Linked DNA regions of Homo sapiens: region 1 is linked to region 2. A link is an interaction called in ENCODE POLR2A ChIA-PET data of the cell type or tissue named here. Cell type or tissue: Caco-2. All regions are shown on one strand. Each heading gives the region's core, and the rest is flanking DNA. Links, peaks and the distances in the headings are about the cores only.

Region 1 (8,346 bases), core at 329-8,328, 98 kb before region 2:
AACACCATGGTAAGTATTTGTGTATCCAAACATAGAAAAGGTACAGTAAAAATATGGTATAGAAGAGGAAAAAAATGGTACACCCATATAGGGCACTTGCCATGAATGGAGCTTGCAGGCCTGGGAGTTGCTCTGGGTGAGTCAGTGAGTGAGTAGTGAGTGAATGTGAAGGTCTAGGACATTACTGTACCCTAGGGTAGACTTTATAAACCCTGCACTTAGGCGATACTAAATTTATTTTTAAAATTTCCTTTTCTTCAATAATAAATTAACCTTAGCTTACTGTAGCTTTTGACTTTTACATTTTTTAAAATTATTTTATTGTATGTTTTATTTTACTTTAAGTTCTGGGATACATGTGCAGAATGTGCAGGTTTGTTACATAAGTATACATGTGCCATGGTGGTTTGCTGCACCTGTCAACCCATCGTCTAGGTTTTAAGCCCCCATGCATTAGGTATTTGTTCTTGCCCCCCACCCCCGACAGGTCCCAGTGTGTGATGTTCCCCTCCCTGTGTCCATGTGTTCTCATTGTTCAACTCCTACTTATGAGTGAGAACATGTGGTGTTTGGTTTTCTGTTCCTGTGGTAGTTTGCTGAGAATGATGGCTTCCAGCTTCATCCGTGTCCCAGCAAAGGACATGAACTCATTCTTTTTTATGTCTGCATAGTATTCCATGGTGTGTATGTGCCACATTTTCTTTATCCAGTCTATCACCGATGGGGATTTGGGTTGCTTCCAAGTGTTTGCTATGGTAAATAGTGCTGCAATAAACATACAAGTGCATGTGTCTTTATAGTAGAATGATTTATATCCTTTAGGTATATATCCAGCAATGGGATTGCTGGGTCAAATGGTATTTCTGGTTCTAGATCCTTGAGGAATCGCCACACTGTCTTCCACAATGGTTGAACTAATTTACACTCCCACCAACACTGTAAACGTGTTCCTATTTCTCCACAGCCTTGCCAGCATCTGTTGTTACCAGACTTTTTAATGATGGCCATTCTAACTGGTGTGAGACGGTGTCTCATTGTGGTTTTGATGTGCATTTCTCTAATGACCAGTGATGATGAGCATTTTTAAATTTCTTAACTTTTTGACTCTTCTTTACAAAAATATTTTCTTTTTTATATTCTTATTCTATAAGCCTTTTTGTGCTTTAATTTTTTTTACTTTAAAAACTTTTTTTATTAAAAACTAAGACACAAATGCAGCCTTAGCCTCAGCGTACACAGGGTCAGGATCATCCATATCACTGTTTCCACCTCCACAAAGGTCTTCAGAGGCAGTAATAGGCATGGAGCTGTCATCTCCTATGACAACAATGCCTTCTGGAATACCTCCTGAAGGAACTTCCCGAAGCTGTTTTATAATTAACTTATTATATACTTCTACTTACGTAAGTAAAAATACACTCTAAATAATGATAAAAAGTATAGTATAGTAAATACATAAACCAGTAACATAGTCATTATCATTAGTAAGTATTATGTACTGTATGTAATTGTATGTGCTACACTTTTTCAACTAGCAGCTTAGTGTGTTTGTTTACAACAATGAGTAATGCATTGTGCTACAACTTTATGACTGCTACAGTGTTGCTAGGCGATAGGAAATTTTCAGCTCCATTATAATCTCATGAAACCATTGTCATATCTGCAGTCCACCGTTGACTGAAATGTTGTTAAGCAATTGATGACTTTATATGTACCGCATGTGCAAAGTTTTGTAAAGTTGATATATACAGCTTTTGCACCCAGCTCTTTTCACTTCATATTACATTCTACAAATTTTCTGATGCGTTTAATGGTATTTGAGAACATGAGTGAACATCTGCAAAATATATGAATGCATTGTAATTTATTTGAACTCTTCTGATTTGTGTCGTAAATAATTTTAAAGAGCTATACTTTTCCTCTACATTTTCAGAATAATTGTTTCTGTGCTATCTTTTTAAGACTCATGGTTTCCTTCTTCCCTCCCTTTCTCCCTTCTCTTTATTTCCTCTTTATTTTTGGGGGGAAGAGGAATGTTCACGACAGATTAGGCTGCTTGGCCATAGTAGAGTAAATGGCTTGTGCACAGATCTACCTACTGTTAACCTGAGTGCTCACAGTGTTTTCCTAGGAGGTGGTGCTGTGAACAGCCTAAGCTCTGTGTTCTGTACTCTTCTGTTGGATTTATGAGATCCTCTTTTATCCCAACTATTTGTCTCTCTGGTTGACTAAATGACTAAGTACGTGAAAACCACAACTCCCAATCTCCACTGCTACCAGGGATCTTCTCCAAAGCCCACTACACTACACAAGCCGCCCTATTGCTTGTTGAGATTGTGTCCCTTTCCCGGGAGTAGTTTATTTCCTAAATGATCCCCTTTGAGTCCTCTCTTTTTATTTTGCACTAAGCTGCTAGTTGAATAAAAGTGTAGCACATACAATTACATACAGTACATAATACTTAATAATGATAATGACTATGTTACTGGTTTATGTATTTACTATACTATAGTTTTTATCATTATTTAGAGTGTATTTTTACTTATGTAAGTAGAAGTATGTAATAAGTTAGTTATAAAACAGCGTCAGGAAGGTCCTTCAGGAGGTATTCCAGAAGAAGGTATTGTTGTCACAGGAGACGACAGCTCCATGCATATTACCGCCTCTGAAGACCTTCCAGTAGGACAAGACATGGAGGTGGAAACAGTGATATGGATGATCTGGACCCTGTGTAGGCCGAGGCTAAGGCTGCATCTGTCTCTTAGTTTTTAAGGGAATTAGTCTCTGTAGAAGGAATAGTATGGATTAAAGAGGCCATGACACAGTTTCTGGCTTGTTCGGTGATTGTACTACAGATGGAAAGCTCCTAGTGCTTTGGTTAAAATGTTGGGAATTCTGGCTGGGCATGGTGGCTCACGCCTGTAATCCCAGCACTTTGAGGCTGAGGCGGGTGGATCACCTGAGGTCAGGAGTTCGAGACCAGCCTGCCCAACATGGCAAAACCCTGTCTCTACAAAAAATACAAAAAGCCGGGCGTGGTGGCAGGCACCTGTAGTCTCAGCTACTCGGGAGGCTGAGGCAGGAGAATCACTTGAACCTGGGACACAGAGGTTTCAGTGAGCCGAGATCATGCCACTGCACTCCAGCCTGGGCAACAAGAGCAAAACTCCATCTCAAAAAAGCAAAAAAAAAAAAAAAAAGCTGGGAATTCTCTGAGCCAGAAAGGGAAAGATAAGGCTTGCCCCTACCTTCCCTTCAGTAGGCAACATTGCCCCATTTTATATTAATAGTATATCTGGACAATATACTGTTTTCCACCCTAGTTGTCATCCTCAATGTAGCTCTAAAAGTTGGTGACCAGTGAAAATTCCTCTAAGGATTTTTAAACCAGAGTATCATCTGCCTTAACTTCTGTCTTCTCCTGTGTTTACATGTGTATTGTAACTGTGAGTCTTACTTAGGAAATAAAAACCACACATTGACAAGGTCCCTACCAATTCTCTGAGACCCATTTAAAATGGTCTCTTCATGAAGTTGATCCTGATGTCCTCAGGGAACTTGGCACATGGTCTTCCTCCTTTGTGTTCTTATATCACCTGGATTCATTCTGCTCTCAAAATGTATATCCTGCCTGGCTTTGTCTGTGTTTATTTTATCCTCTTTACCAGTCTAAGTTCCTTAAGGACAGAAAAGTGTCTTGTTTCTCTTATCATTTGCCCAGTAGAAATCCTTTAAATCAAGAAAAGAGGTGGGGCACGTGGAAACAAAATGTGAGTGTTCACTCTGCAATAGGCTGTGTGCCTGACACTTTACCGGTGCCATTTTATGCTGCCATTGTATCATGGTTAATTGCATACATACATACAAATCTTGTAAGTTGTAATGCCATATTAAAAAGTAGAGTTCGTATTTACAGGTGTTTGTAAATGACAAGTTTGAAATCTGTCTCGCCATTTCATGAGATATTTGCTGTCAACTCTGTTGACAGTTGAGAAAATTGAGATTTGGAGAGTTTATGGTAATTTGTCCAAACTTACATAGCTACAGAGTGACAAAACTAATATCCAAACCCATGCCAAACTAATTTTAGTCTTTTAGCTATACTTCCACCTGATCTCTCTGCTTTGTTAATTTATGCTAGAGTGTTCAGTTAACGTGCAGTTGAGAGGATCATTTATTATTCTAGGCGAGTTCATTCTCTTATTTAATCAAGAAGCAACCTAACTTGAAATGAGAACAGGACACAATTTCCTTTCTACTTAGCATAAAGAAAAATGAAACGAATGATTTTTATTTTGTACTCTGAGATAGTGGGATGATGGGAGAGATAAACGGATCACATATAACCATGCTAAATTTCTAAGTCATTGCTGTATTTTGGTAAGCTTTTGTCAGAAAAGTTATTCATATATTTTAAAAATTCAATCTGTTAGCTAGTAGACTATGTCTGAAGGAAATATGCACACGTTCTTTGGAATGTCTCTTAATTTCCAAATCATCTGAATCACACATTTTGGCATCAGCTGCTGCTGTTTTTCCTCCTGATCATCTTGCCTATAGCAGTTCTGGGTGAGGCACTATTAAATATGTACTCCCTAAATTACAAACTTCTCATTTACAAACACCTGTACATATAAACCCTACTTTCTAACATGACATTTGAATTTAAAGGGAGATTTGCATGCATGTATACCACTAACCAGTATATAAAAATACTGACATAGAAAGTGTAGTACTGCTTTAGCCTTTGCCTCAATTCTGATGATCTCTGTCTTAGAGCAATAAGAAAGTTTGCAACAGAAGATTCACTCTAAGCTAGAATGAGTGATGGAACCAAGACTTTCCTCTTCCGCACTAGGCACTAGGTGATGCTGTGGACCACATGCTTCTGCTTGCCCTCATCTCCATCTTTCCTCTTCTCACTCAGGTAGCAGCAGGCAGTCATGCTCTCCCTCCATCTTCCCTCGTACCACTTCCCACCTCTCTTCAAGCACCAATTGTTTGAGAGTCTGTGAGGAGACCTCTCATGTGCCCAAGAGATTGAGGTGAGGAGGGTTTCTTCAACTTAGGATCAGTGCTCAGGAACTCATGTGCTTTCTAAATATACCTTGTAGTTCCTTTGTAAATATTTGTTTGGTGAGTGAACCAAGTGTACCTTTTCGTTAAGCATTTATTTAACAACTATGTTATAGAATTGGAAGTTCCGTAAATTCTCATACAAAATTGAATGAGAAAACTTCCTCAAGATATGTAGAACCTGATTTTTGGTTGGGGCACACAAGTAGATACATCAGCTGTTACTATAAAATGTGGTGAGCACTATCGGAGAAGCATGGACATGCTATTCAGGGAGCACAAAGGGGAGACCACTAAATCAAGGTTGTGGATCAAGGGGAGTTTCCCAGATGACTGGATAATTGCACTAAATTTGAATAATGAGTGGGCATTTGCTAGATAAAGCAGGTCTGCAGGGCAGAAAGAGGGGAAACTGTGCTTAGGGACCTACAAATAGTTTGAATTGACTGAAGAAGAGAGAGTGTTGGACACTGAGGCATGATGGAGAGGCAGGAGCTGGATCACAGAAGGCTTGTGTGCTAAGCATCTCATTGAAAGGCTGACTTGCATTGTCCCAGGTATGGGGGCTGCTCCAAGAAGAGCATTCCTTACTGGAGGCAAAGGTTAGTATCGTGACTTACTTTGCATTTTAAGCCTTGTACAGCCAAAACAGCAGTAGTGGTAACAAAAGCCTGGGCATTTGCAGAGACTGAATGGATTTATATAATCACTGAGCAGGCGAGTCGTTTTGGTTTAGGCTGATGTCAGAAAATGTGGTCACTGGGAGGGATCCTTGTGATAATCATGTTCCAGGAAGGCTTAGTTCCTGCTGGAGCAGGTAGGGAACATTTCTGTGGCCAGAATCTCTCATTGAACATGGAACACAAAAGCTTGAGTTTGAGGAGGAGTCCTATTCTGCAAGTCCTCAATTTCTTGACCAGAGGCTTTGGGCAGGGCACGATGAAGACAATTTCCAACTTTCCAGAAATGAATTTATTTCTTTACAGGATTGCAATTGTTAGGCGCCCTCAGTTTGAAAATGGAAGTAGACCTTGTGGCCTCCCTTACTTTTGCTTCCAGACAGATAACCGTGGGCTCTGCAGCAAAGCACCTTTTTCCATCTGGGGTGTCTGGGGATCAGAGAGAAGGTTCCCTTTACTCACCATGTTGTATAGTAACAGCGCCCCGTACTTCAGCACATTTATCAGATTTGGGTGGAACTTGGAGGACTTGCTGAACTCTTCAGACTACTCATGTCCTCCAGAAATCCTTCTCTGAGGAACAATAACAGGCATACTTGGTCTCCATACCCACTCGGAGATGAAGGAGCCTGAACTAGATATGTGAGAAAGAACGGAAGCTCTGGAGTAGCACAGAGCTGGAGTCGAATCCTGAATCTTCTCATCACAAGCCACGTGATCTCAGGCAACTTGCTTTACCTCACTTAGCCCATGTTTCACGTGTGTAAAATAGAGACACTACCAGCCTCATGGCTGATGAAACATCAAGTTCTTGGCCACGTGAAACATATCTGCCAATGTTCATTTCTTATGCATTGCCAAAAACTTCACAATTTTTGTGTTGTGGAAATTCTCACTATTTGTCGTAAGGTTCTACATCAAATAAAATGTTAATTGATTTGCTACAAGGTGTCCCCAATTTTCTAGGACACCTTGAAAGAAAAAGAATCTTCTGTCTGATCCCCAGTTAGTCCAGATGGGAAAATTACTTTGTGGCAGAGCCCAAGGTTACCTGTCAGCAAGCTAAAGTAAGGGAAGTTATAATGTATACCTCCATTTTCAATAATTTGTCCAGTGTCATATATTTTTATTTTTTCATTAGAAAATATGGCCCCTGCATTTGCCCAAGCCTGACAGTTATTTGCTTTAGAAAAGGGCAAGATCTTGATTCCTCATAATGTATATGATATTTACTTAGAAGTCCCTCTGTCGTGTGTGTGTGTGTGTATGTGTGTGTTTGAATGTGTGTGTGTGAAGTAGGTATCTATAGAATTAAGGATAACCAGAGAGGTCTTCCTTTGCCTAAGACCATTACACGAGGCAGGACAGCTTGTGGGTTACAAAAAAATAAAACCGGGAAAAGTAGATCCAGGGCGTGTTAGTCTGTTTTCACACTGCTAATAAAGACATACCTGAGGCTGGGTAATTTATAAAGGAAAGAGGTTTAATTGACTCACAGTTCCACATGGCTGGGGAAGCCTCATAATCATGGCAGAAGACAAAGGAGGAGCAAAGTCACGTCTTAAGTGACAGCAGGCAAGAGAGAGCTTGTGTAGGGGAACTCCGCTTTATAAAACCATCAGATCTCGTGAGACTTATTCACTATCACAAGAACAGCACAGGAAAGACCCGCCTCCATGATTCAATCACCTCCCACTGGGTCCCTCCCACAACACATGGGAATTATGGGAGCTACAATTCAAGATGAGATTTGGGTGGGGACACAGCCAAACCATATCACAGGGATTTAAATGTCATAAACTCTACTGATGACCTCATTGCCACTTGTCAATTACACCCTCAGAAATGGTTTCTACTTTTACTGAAGTTCATTATGTTAAAGGGCAGACTGCCTTTGGAGCTGAGACTCCTGACACATCATGACTTTTCTCAGCATTGATCAGTTTAGAATAATTTTGTGATGTCTATATTTGTCATTGTCCATGGGCTTTTTAAATACTGCAGCTAGTTGTACTTTGAGATTTAAGGACCGATTATTTCCTTATGACACACAGAAATCTATATTCTGCAGGCTTTCACAAAAGTATGTTCAGACAGAGTCTTTGCAGGGATTTGGCCCTGAAATCTAGATGTCCCTTGTTGATTGTAGTGTGTGGTGTAGGCCACCAGACAGAATAAGAGGGCTGCAAGTGGCATGTTTATGGGGCTGTGAAGTCACTTTAATGATATTCCTCTTCCTTGAGCAGTGTGGCATAACCAGAGACTTCTGGAAAATTACTATAGTTGGGCTGGCAGCAGCAAGCCACAGGGTGCTGGCACTTGTTCAGAAAGCCCAAAAGACCTGAGAGAAAAACCCTAGTTTGGGCCAAATGGAAAGGAGAAGGAGGAGTTCCGAGGTTGAATCAGACTGATTCCTGGGGAGGTAGGTTTGATATAATCTCTTTGTTATGGAACAGGCAGATAGTTTGTGCAGTCAGGCTTGTTGGTGGGATGACACCACTGTTCACTTCCTTCTCTTCCCCCATCCCCATTTTTTTGGGGGTGGGAATTCTTAGCGGTGTTTCTGAACTAGGTTTAGATGGAAGGAACG
Region 2 (8,346 bases), core at 45-8,044:
AAGATATCTTTCTACTGTCTTCTGGCTTCCATTGTTTCAATTAAGAAGTCAGCTATTAGCTGTCATTCTTATTGTCCCCCCTTTGAAGTTAATACACTTTTTTCTCTATCTCTTTCTTTTTTTAAGATTTCTCTTTGACTTTGGTTTTCAGAAATTTAACTATGATGCATCTAGCTATGTGGTTTTCTTTGTATTCTTTCTTCTTAAGGCTCATAGCATTTCTTGAATAAAGTATTTGATCAGTTTGGAAAAATCCTCAGCAACTATCTTTTCAAATATTGCTTGTGCCCCATTTTTCTTTTCATTGTCTTACTGAAATTTCAGTTACATGTGTATTAGATCTTTTCATTGTACCTGTCCCATAAATTTTGCATGCTCTTTTCTTTATTTTCTGTAATTTTTTCTCCCTCTTTTGTTCTCAATATTTATTTCTGACCTATCTTCCAATTCACTATTTTTTCAATAGTCCTGTATGTCTTATTGTTACATCTATCTGTAAAGTTCTTAATTTCAGTTCTAGAATTTATATTTTCTTTGTTTTTATAATTTTTTGTTCTTCACTGAATTGTATTGCCTTATTTAATCTTTTAAACATTTTAATCACTGTTATCTTAAGTCCTATCAGATAAATACAACAACTGCATTTCTCATGGATAATTTTGCACTGTCTGGTTTTCTTTCCCTCTTGTTAGCTGGTCAAATCTTTATTTATTTATTTATTTATTTATTTTAGATGGAGTCTTGCTCTTTTCACCCAGGCTGGAGTGCAATGGCGCGATCTCGGCTCACTGCACCCTCTGCCTCCCGGGTTCGAGTGATTCTTCTGCCTCAGCTTCCTGAGTAGCTGGGATTACAGGTGCCCGCCACCATGCCCAGCTAATTTTTGTATTTTTAGTAGAGACGGGGTTTCACCACATTGGCCAGGCTGGTCTCGAACTCCTGACCTCAGGTGATCCGCCCACCTGAGCTTTCCAAAGTGCTGGCATTACAGGCGTGAGCTACCACGCCCCGCTGGTCAAATCTATTTAATATGCTATTAATTTTTCATTGAGTGTCATACATTTTAGATGAAAACTTGCAAGGCATTTTGAGGCTTCAGTGAATGTTTTTCTCCAGGTGGGACTTCAACTTGCTTCTACCAGGCAGCTAAGTGAGATGCCAATCACCTTAATCCTTTAGGACTTGAGCTGACCTAAAACTTTTCTTAAACCTTTATAAGGCTTGTTCTATTTTCTGTTTACACTCACTTGCAGGGTGAAGCCCTGTAGATTGCAGAGTGATATCCTAAGTCTTTATCCAAGGATTTTTCATTCCTGGAAGGCACTAAACTCAAATTTGTGTTGTCCTTCTCAGTGCGACTTTTAAATACTCCTGTCAACCTCCAAGCCTTTAGTAACTGCTTTGGGGGGTGAACATCTCTTGGCTTGCCTCTGTCAGATTATTTGCCCTGAAGCCCCTCTTTACCTTGATGGCTCTCTGATGACTTCAAACAGATGGGTTTTGGACATTTTGTTCAGCCTTTATAGTTATTTTCAGTAGGAAATTGGTGCAAAATAAACTGATCTCCATTGCCATAAGCAGAAGTTAGCTTCATTTCTTTTTTTAAAGAACAAAAGCCTTGCCTTTGCAGTTTTTTTAGATTATTCATTTTCTGAAAGTCAGTGGCTTTACTGAGTTTAGGGAATAAATTCCATCCAGAGGCATGAGAAAGTTGGAGGCTCCATCGCCGACTTGTTAGAATATAGCTTTTAGTTAGAGCTACACTGCAGACATTTCTTCACAATTTCATCTGATTTAGCACCAGTTGTTAGGCTTCATAATTCAAGTCCAAGAGTCTATTATACTGATAAAATTCTTTAAAAAATTATATTTCAGTTGAATGTCCATTGGTGCCCAGAGGTAGCAAGCTGTAGAATATGGGATGTGAAATTTTGTCTTTTCTCAATATAATTTTTGCTTTTATTGGGTTTCAAGGAAAGCTGAACAAAAATCTAAGAGAAAATGATGACAAAAATGTAGACAAAATTAAGTAAAGAAAATTAGGACATAAAGTTAGAAGAAGAAAAAATTTAGGTTTGGTGTAGGTGAAATAAATTAAAGACTAATATGTATTGTGCTGTCTAACGAATATAGACAGTGCTTATGTTCATCCAGAACTAGAGATTTCTACAGAAGAGCAGAAAATCAACAATTTAAATGGTGATGAGGGAATTCCTAAGAGAGTATTGCTGGAGTGTTGTGTTTGTCTTCCATATCAACTAGCATGATTTATTCCCATGTTCCAAGCATATTCCAGGAACATTCATTCAGATGCTTCATCTCCTAGAGTGAAAATTAATAGTGAATTATATCAAAGGAAATCTGAGTTTCTGGGAAAGAAGGTGTTATTTTGTGGCAGAGGGAATCCTTCTTTGCTGATCTCACCTGAAAGTCACATTCTTTCCTCTGACTTTCTGTAGCAGAAGTCTCAGTCTTAACATACATTCAAGTGTTTGTGTACTGCCTGTTTCCAGACCCTGTCCCTACTTGGTATGAAACTCAATCTTCTCAAATTGTATAAGTACTCTAGATCCTTCCGGAGAAGCATGATGAAGACTGCTCTAGACCATTTGTCTATATGTATTTAATTTATGCTTATTGAACATATGTTAAGCAACTAAACACTATATCCAAATGTGGTGTTATAAATTCAGGCAGGATGAATTGATTGATAATATCAGCTAGATGAGACACAGTAGTTGGAAATCACATTAGCTAATTTTCAGGATCCATGATGTTAGAAGTTATCATTCTAAGAGACCTGACCAAACATGGCGGGGACCAACTCCATGTGGTAACACAGGAGAGTGGCAAAGACAGTCTGAGGCCCAGATCCAGGGGGATACTCAAGACCATCTTCAGGAGCAGTGAGCAATGGATGAGGTCTTGCGGGAGAATTAGGTTTGAATAATTCTTGGCTTAGCCATGTGATTATGGGCTTAGGGAGGACAAATGATTCAAAATTAGCTTAGGAGTTTACTTAAGTCTGATCTTATAGGTTGTAAGAAAGGGAAGGAAGAAGGCTGTAGACAAGGACAATTTAGAGTTCCCAATACAAACATTTGTGTTATATTTAAATGACATTTTAAATCCTATCCTAGAGATGTGTGGCCCATTCTATGTCATTCTTCAGAACCTGCCCATTATTATAGTTCTTTGGATACAGGTTTTATGGATTTTCTGAAAGAGGCTATGCCTTTGTACCTTAATTTTCTCCATTGTGTTTAGCATAAGAGTACTTAAAAAGTAGGTGCTGAAAATATTTTTTCAAGTCAGTATAATATGTGTGATTTTTAAAATATCTCTACTGGCTAGATGGATGTTGAATTCAGCCCTTGGATTTTCCTGAACTCTTGGTACTGTGGGGCTCTGAACTTGCCTTGGGAGTGAGGCAGGAATGAAGTGAGGAGTGAGAAAGAGAAAGTCCTCCTGATTTTCTGTTTTCTTCTATTTTCTTCTTCTCTCACCTGGGCTCTTTTCTGATGGGGAATAGCAGATTGGCCCACCAAGGAAAAATGTCACGAAAAGGAATTTGTTTCATGGATAAATTATTCATGTTTTGACTAGGCCTATTTTATGTACCAGAAATTCATCTTGACCAATTCATTTAAAACTAAATCCTGGATGACTTCTGTTTCTAGAAGCTGAAGTAGGCATTCTTTGCCTTTTCATCCCACTAAGTAAAAATTCTGAACATTATACATAAAATATACATAAAGGACTCTGAAAAGTGGAGAAAAGAAACATTTGAGCTGGGGCCTTTGGGACCTGAAAAACCACATGGCAGTGAGTTCTTAATGCTAAAGAACTAGAATCCTGGAAATGCGGACAGGTGCAGACAGAAAATAAAACCAAGCCAAATCAAAATCAAAGCAAACCAAACACACACACACACACACACACACACACACACACGTGCAGACAGAAAATAAAACCAAGCCAAATCAAAATCAAAGCAAAACACACACACACACACACACACACACACACACACACACACACACACACCTGTTTTCTCTAGCCAAATGATCAGGAAAGGGCCAGGCTGGCAAGATATGGAGCTTTTAGATAATAACCTTTCTATTCCAGCCAAACACCACAGAAAGAAGTTTGGCCCCGCCTCTGCTCATGTTAGCAAAGCCTGAGTAGAAAACGTAGACTTTGACCTTTGTGAGGCTCTGTTGAGACCAAACACCCTCACCTGGGTGATAACAGAGGCAGCCCAGGAAGGAGCCTGAATTTACATCTCTGTTAGATGGTAGTGAGGCACCCCTGCCCGCATATGAACAACTCTATACACATGAATTTGACAACTTAGATGAAGCAGGCCAATTCCAAACAAATTACAAGTAAACCAACATGAAATCGAGAATTTGAATGGCCCTATGACTATTAAGGAACTTAAATTTATAATCTAAAACTCCCCAAAAAGAAATATCTAGGTCCAGATGATTTCACCAGAGAATTCAACCAAAAGCTTAAAGAAAAATTAACACCAATTCACAATCTCTTCCAGACAAAAGAGTAGAAGATACCTCTCAAATCATTTTATGAAGTAGTATTACCTTGAACCAAAACCAAAGGCAGTTCAAAAAAGGAAACTAAAGAGCGATGTATCTCCTAAATATAAATAAAAATGTCTTTAACAAAATATTAGCACATAGAATTCAGCAACATATAAAGAGTTATACATCATAATCAAAGTGGGATTTCTTCTAGAAATGCAAGGATGATTCATTGTTTGAAAATCAGTCAATGTGTTTAATTGTATTAACAGGCTAAAGAAAAAAAGGCTCACATGATCATATCAACTAATTCAGAAAAAGCATTTAAAAAAATTAAATACTCATTTATGATAAAAAAATTCTCATAAAAATAACAATAGTGGAGGCCGGGCACGGTGGCTCACTCCTGTAATCCCTCCCTTTGGGAGGCTAAGGAGGGTGGATCACAAGGTCAAGAGATCGAGACCATCCTGGCCAACATGGTGAAATCCCATCTCTACCAAAAATACAAAAATTAGCTGAATGTGGTGGCGTGCACCTGTAGTCCCAGCTACTTGGGAGGCTGAGGCAGGAGAATGGCATAAACCCAGGAGGCGGAGGTTGCAGTGAGCCAAGATCGCACCACTGCACTCCAGCCTGGCGACAGAGCAAGACTCCGTCGCAAAAAAAAAAAATGGCAATAGCGGAGAATTTTCACAACGTGATAAAGAACATCTATCCCCTCTGCAAGAAAACTACAGCTAACATTACACTTAATGGCTAGAACCTGAAAGCTTTTTCCCTTCAATTAGAAACAGGTTCCACCACTTTTATTCAACATAGTGCTGGAAGGTATTGCTAATGCAATAAGATGGGGCTGGGGGAAGGCATACAAACCAGGAAGGAAAAAAAACAGTCACCATTTTCAGATGGAATAATTGTCTATATAGAAAATGAAAAAAATCTACAAAAACATCCACAGAACTGATAAATAAGTTCAGCAAATTCATAAGATAGAAGATAAACATACAAAAATCTGTTGTATTTATCATAGCAATGAACACATGAAAATCAAAATTTAAATTATAACACCATTTACAATAATCAGAAACATTTTAAAGTAAATATTTAGGTGTAAATCTTACAAAATGTACAGAGCTTGTGTGCTGAAAACTACAGTACTAATCAAAGGAAGCACACAAAATGTAAATTAATGGACATAAATGCAATTTTTACTGATTGGAAAACTCGACATAGTAAAGTCTCAGTTCTTCACAAACTGACATACAGATTTAACATAATTCTTATCAAAATATGAGCAAAATTTTTATAAATATTGAGATTATTTTAAAATTCATATGAAAATTCAAAGGAACTAAAATAGCTAAAACAATTTTGAAAAGAAAAATAATGTGATAAAAATAAATCTGCCTCATTTCAAGACTTACTATGTCACTATAGTATCAAGATTATCAGTGGAACAGACACATAAATCCACTAGCAATCAGAATAGATAGTTTGGAACACAATAGATGGTGTGGAAGTATACCCATACAGATAGGACCAGTTGATTTTTTTTTTTGAGACGGAGTCTGCTCTGTCGCCCAGGCTGGAGTGCAGTGGCGCCATCTCGGCTCACTGCAAGCTCCGCCTCCCAGGTTCACGCCATTCTCCTGCCTCAGCCTCCCGAGTAGCTGGGACTACAGGTGCCCACCACCGCGCCCGGCTAAATTTTTGTATTTTTAGTAGAGACGGGGTTTCACCGTGGGCTCGATCTCCTGACCTTGTGATCCGCCCGCCTTGGCCTCCCAAAGTGCTGGGATTACAGACGTGAGCCACCGCGCCCAGCCTGACCAATTGATTTTTTGGACAAAGATTCAAAAGCAATTCAATGAAGGAAACATCACCTTTCAACAAATGATACTAGAGCGATTAAATGTCCATAGACTAAAATAAATGAACCTCAAGTCTCACACCTTGTACAAACTTTAAATATATTAACTCAAAATGGAGCATGGACTTAAATGTAAAATGTAAAACTTTATAAAAAGTGTAAAGAAAAAGCAAAAAATATTCAGAATCTAGTCCTAGGCAAATAGCTCTAAGACTTGATACCGAAAGCATGATTTATAAAAGAAAAAGTGAATAAATTGGACTTTATCAAAATTAAAACCTTTTGCCCTGTGAAAGACTTTGTTAAGTAAGGATGAAAAGCCAAGCTAGAGACCGGAAGAAAATAATGGTAAACCCCATATCTAACAAAGGACTAGTATCTAGAATATAGACTATAGAACTTCTAACACAACAGTAAGAATGCAAACAATTAGACCAAGGGCAAAGATATAAATAAACATTTTACCAAAGTTATACAGATAGCAAATAAGCACATAAAAAGATGTCCAACACCTAGGGAAATAACAATTAAAATCACAATGATATATCACTACATACCTACCTATCAGAACAGTAAAATAAAAATAGTTCAGCCTGGGCAATGTAGCGAGACTCTTGTCTGTACAAAAAAATAAACAAATAAATAAAATTAGCTAGGTGTGGTGGCATGTGTCTGGAGTCCCAGTTACTTGGGAGGCTGAGGTGGGAGGATCGCTTGAGCCCAGGAATTTGAGACCACAGTGAGCTATGACTGCACCACTGAACACCAGCCTGAGCAACAGAGTGAGACCCTGTCTCAAAAAAAAATTCAAAAGTGACAACACCAAATGTTGGTGAGAATGTAGAGGAACTGGAGCACTCGTATATTGTTTGGTTGATAGTTTGAAGTTCTGCTGAATTTCGAAGCCTTCAAAGTATTTTGGTGTGTATTTCCTCATATAATTTGGCAATAATTATTTGAGGTGGTAATAGGAAAGGAATTCTTACTACTTCTCTTCCTAAATAAGTAAACAAATTTGTGGAGTGGCTAATTTACTACCTAAGGTCACACAATAATGTCAGAGAACCATTGACCATAGAAGTCAATTAATATTAGTCTTAGGACTTTTTCTTAGTGTTCCAAGACTATCATGAGGTGGTTTTATTTGTTTCTGTCGTGGTTTATAATCTCAAGCATTTTTTGTAGTAAAACGTCTGAGGATCATTAATAAACCTATGATCATAAGATTTTGTAAATAAAATGTCCATGGATTAAAAGAAAAAAATATATTTTTTCTATTACCAGAGTTTAACACTCTGCTGAAAAGAAATACATAATTATAATTAAGGTTCTCTTTTTATTCTTGCACATATTTCCTGTTTATTGAATACTTTTTTTTCTGAAAACCCACTCAACTATTTAAAAAGTAGATTGGTTATTACTCTTAACATCCTTGTAGACAACTTTCTGTATAATTGTTTAAGGTCTGTCTCTTTTTGTGTGTGTGTGTGTGTGTGTGTGTGTGAGGATAAAAGAAAAGGACTATAATAGAAGTTATATAAAACTCTAACTTTTTTTCATTATTGACACATAATAATTGTATATATTTATGGGGTACCTGTGGTATTTTGATGGCATGCATACAATGTGTAATGATCAAGTTATGGTAATTTGGATATCCATCTCCCAAAACATTTATCATTTCTTTGTGTTGGGAACATTAAATATCTTCTAGATATTTTGAAATATACAGTAAATTATTTTTAACTATCATTACCCTACTCTGCTGACACTACAACTTATTCCTTCTATTTAGTTTTATGTTTGTACCCATTTACCATCCTCTCTTCATCTCTCCCTTCTCCTTCCCTTCCTACCCCACTTTTATTTTCAGATAATGTTGCAATGCAATCAGTGAAGTAGATCTTTGTTAGCTTATATCGTGTGATC

What was found. Peaks named below come from ENCODE experiments on the same cell type or tissue, not always from the same donor. Only the 100,000 strongest peaks of a DNase experiment are listed, where the experiment ranks them.
Region 1: POLR2A ChIA-PET joins it to region 2 with 9 read pairs; 3 of 35 experiments call an interaction of 5 or more read pairs at or near these places.

Annotation. Positions count from the first base shown.
Region 1 is chr1:241,286,425-241,294,770 of GRCh38, reverse strand. All of the region lies in intron 2 of RGS7 (regulator of G protein signaling 7), which reads left to right. Among named protein-coding and RNA genes, the nearest start is that of RGS7, 67 kb to the left of the region's middle. In Caco-2, for the core only: no CTCF peak of the experiment used is centred there; no DNase peak of the experiment used is centred there.
Region 2 is chr1:241,187,861-241,196,206 of GRCh38, reverse strand. All of the region lies in intron 2 of RGS7 (regulator of G protein signaling 7), which reads left to right. Among named protein-coding and RNA genes, the nearest start is that of MIR3123, 60 kb to the right of the region's middle. RefSeq lists an enhancer at 4,004-4,298. In Caco-2, for the core only: no CTCF peak of the experiment used is centred there; a DNase peak (open chromatin) is centred at 4,176.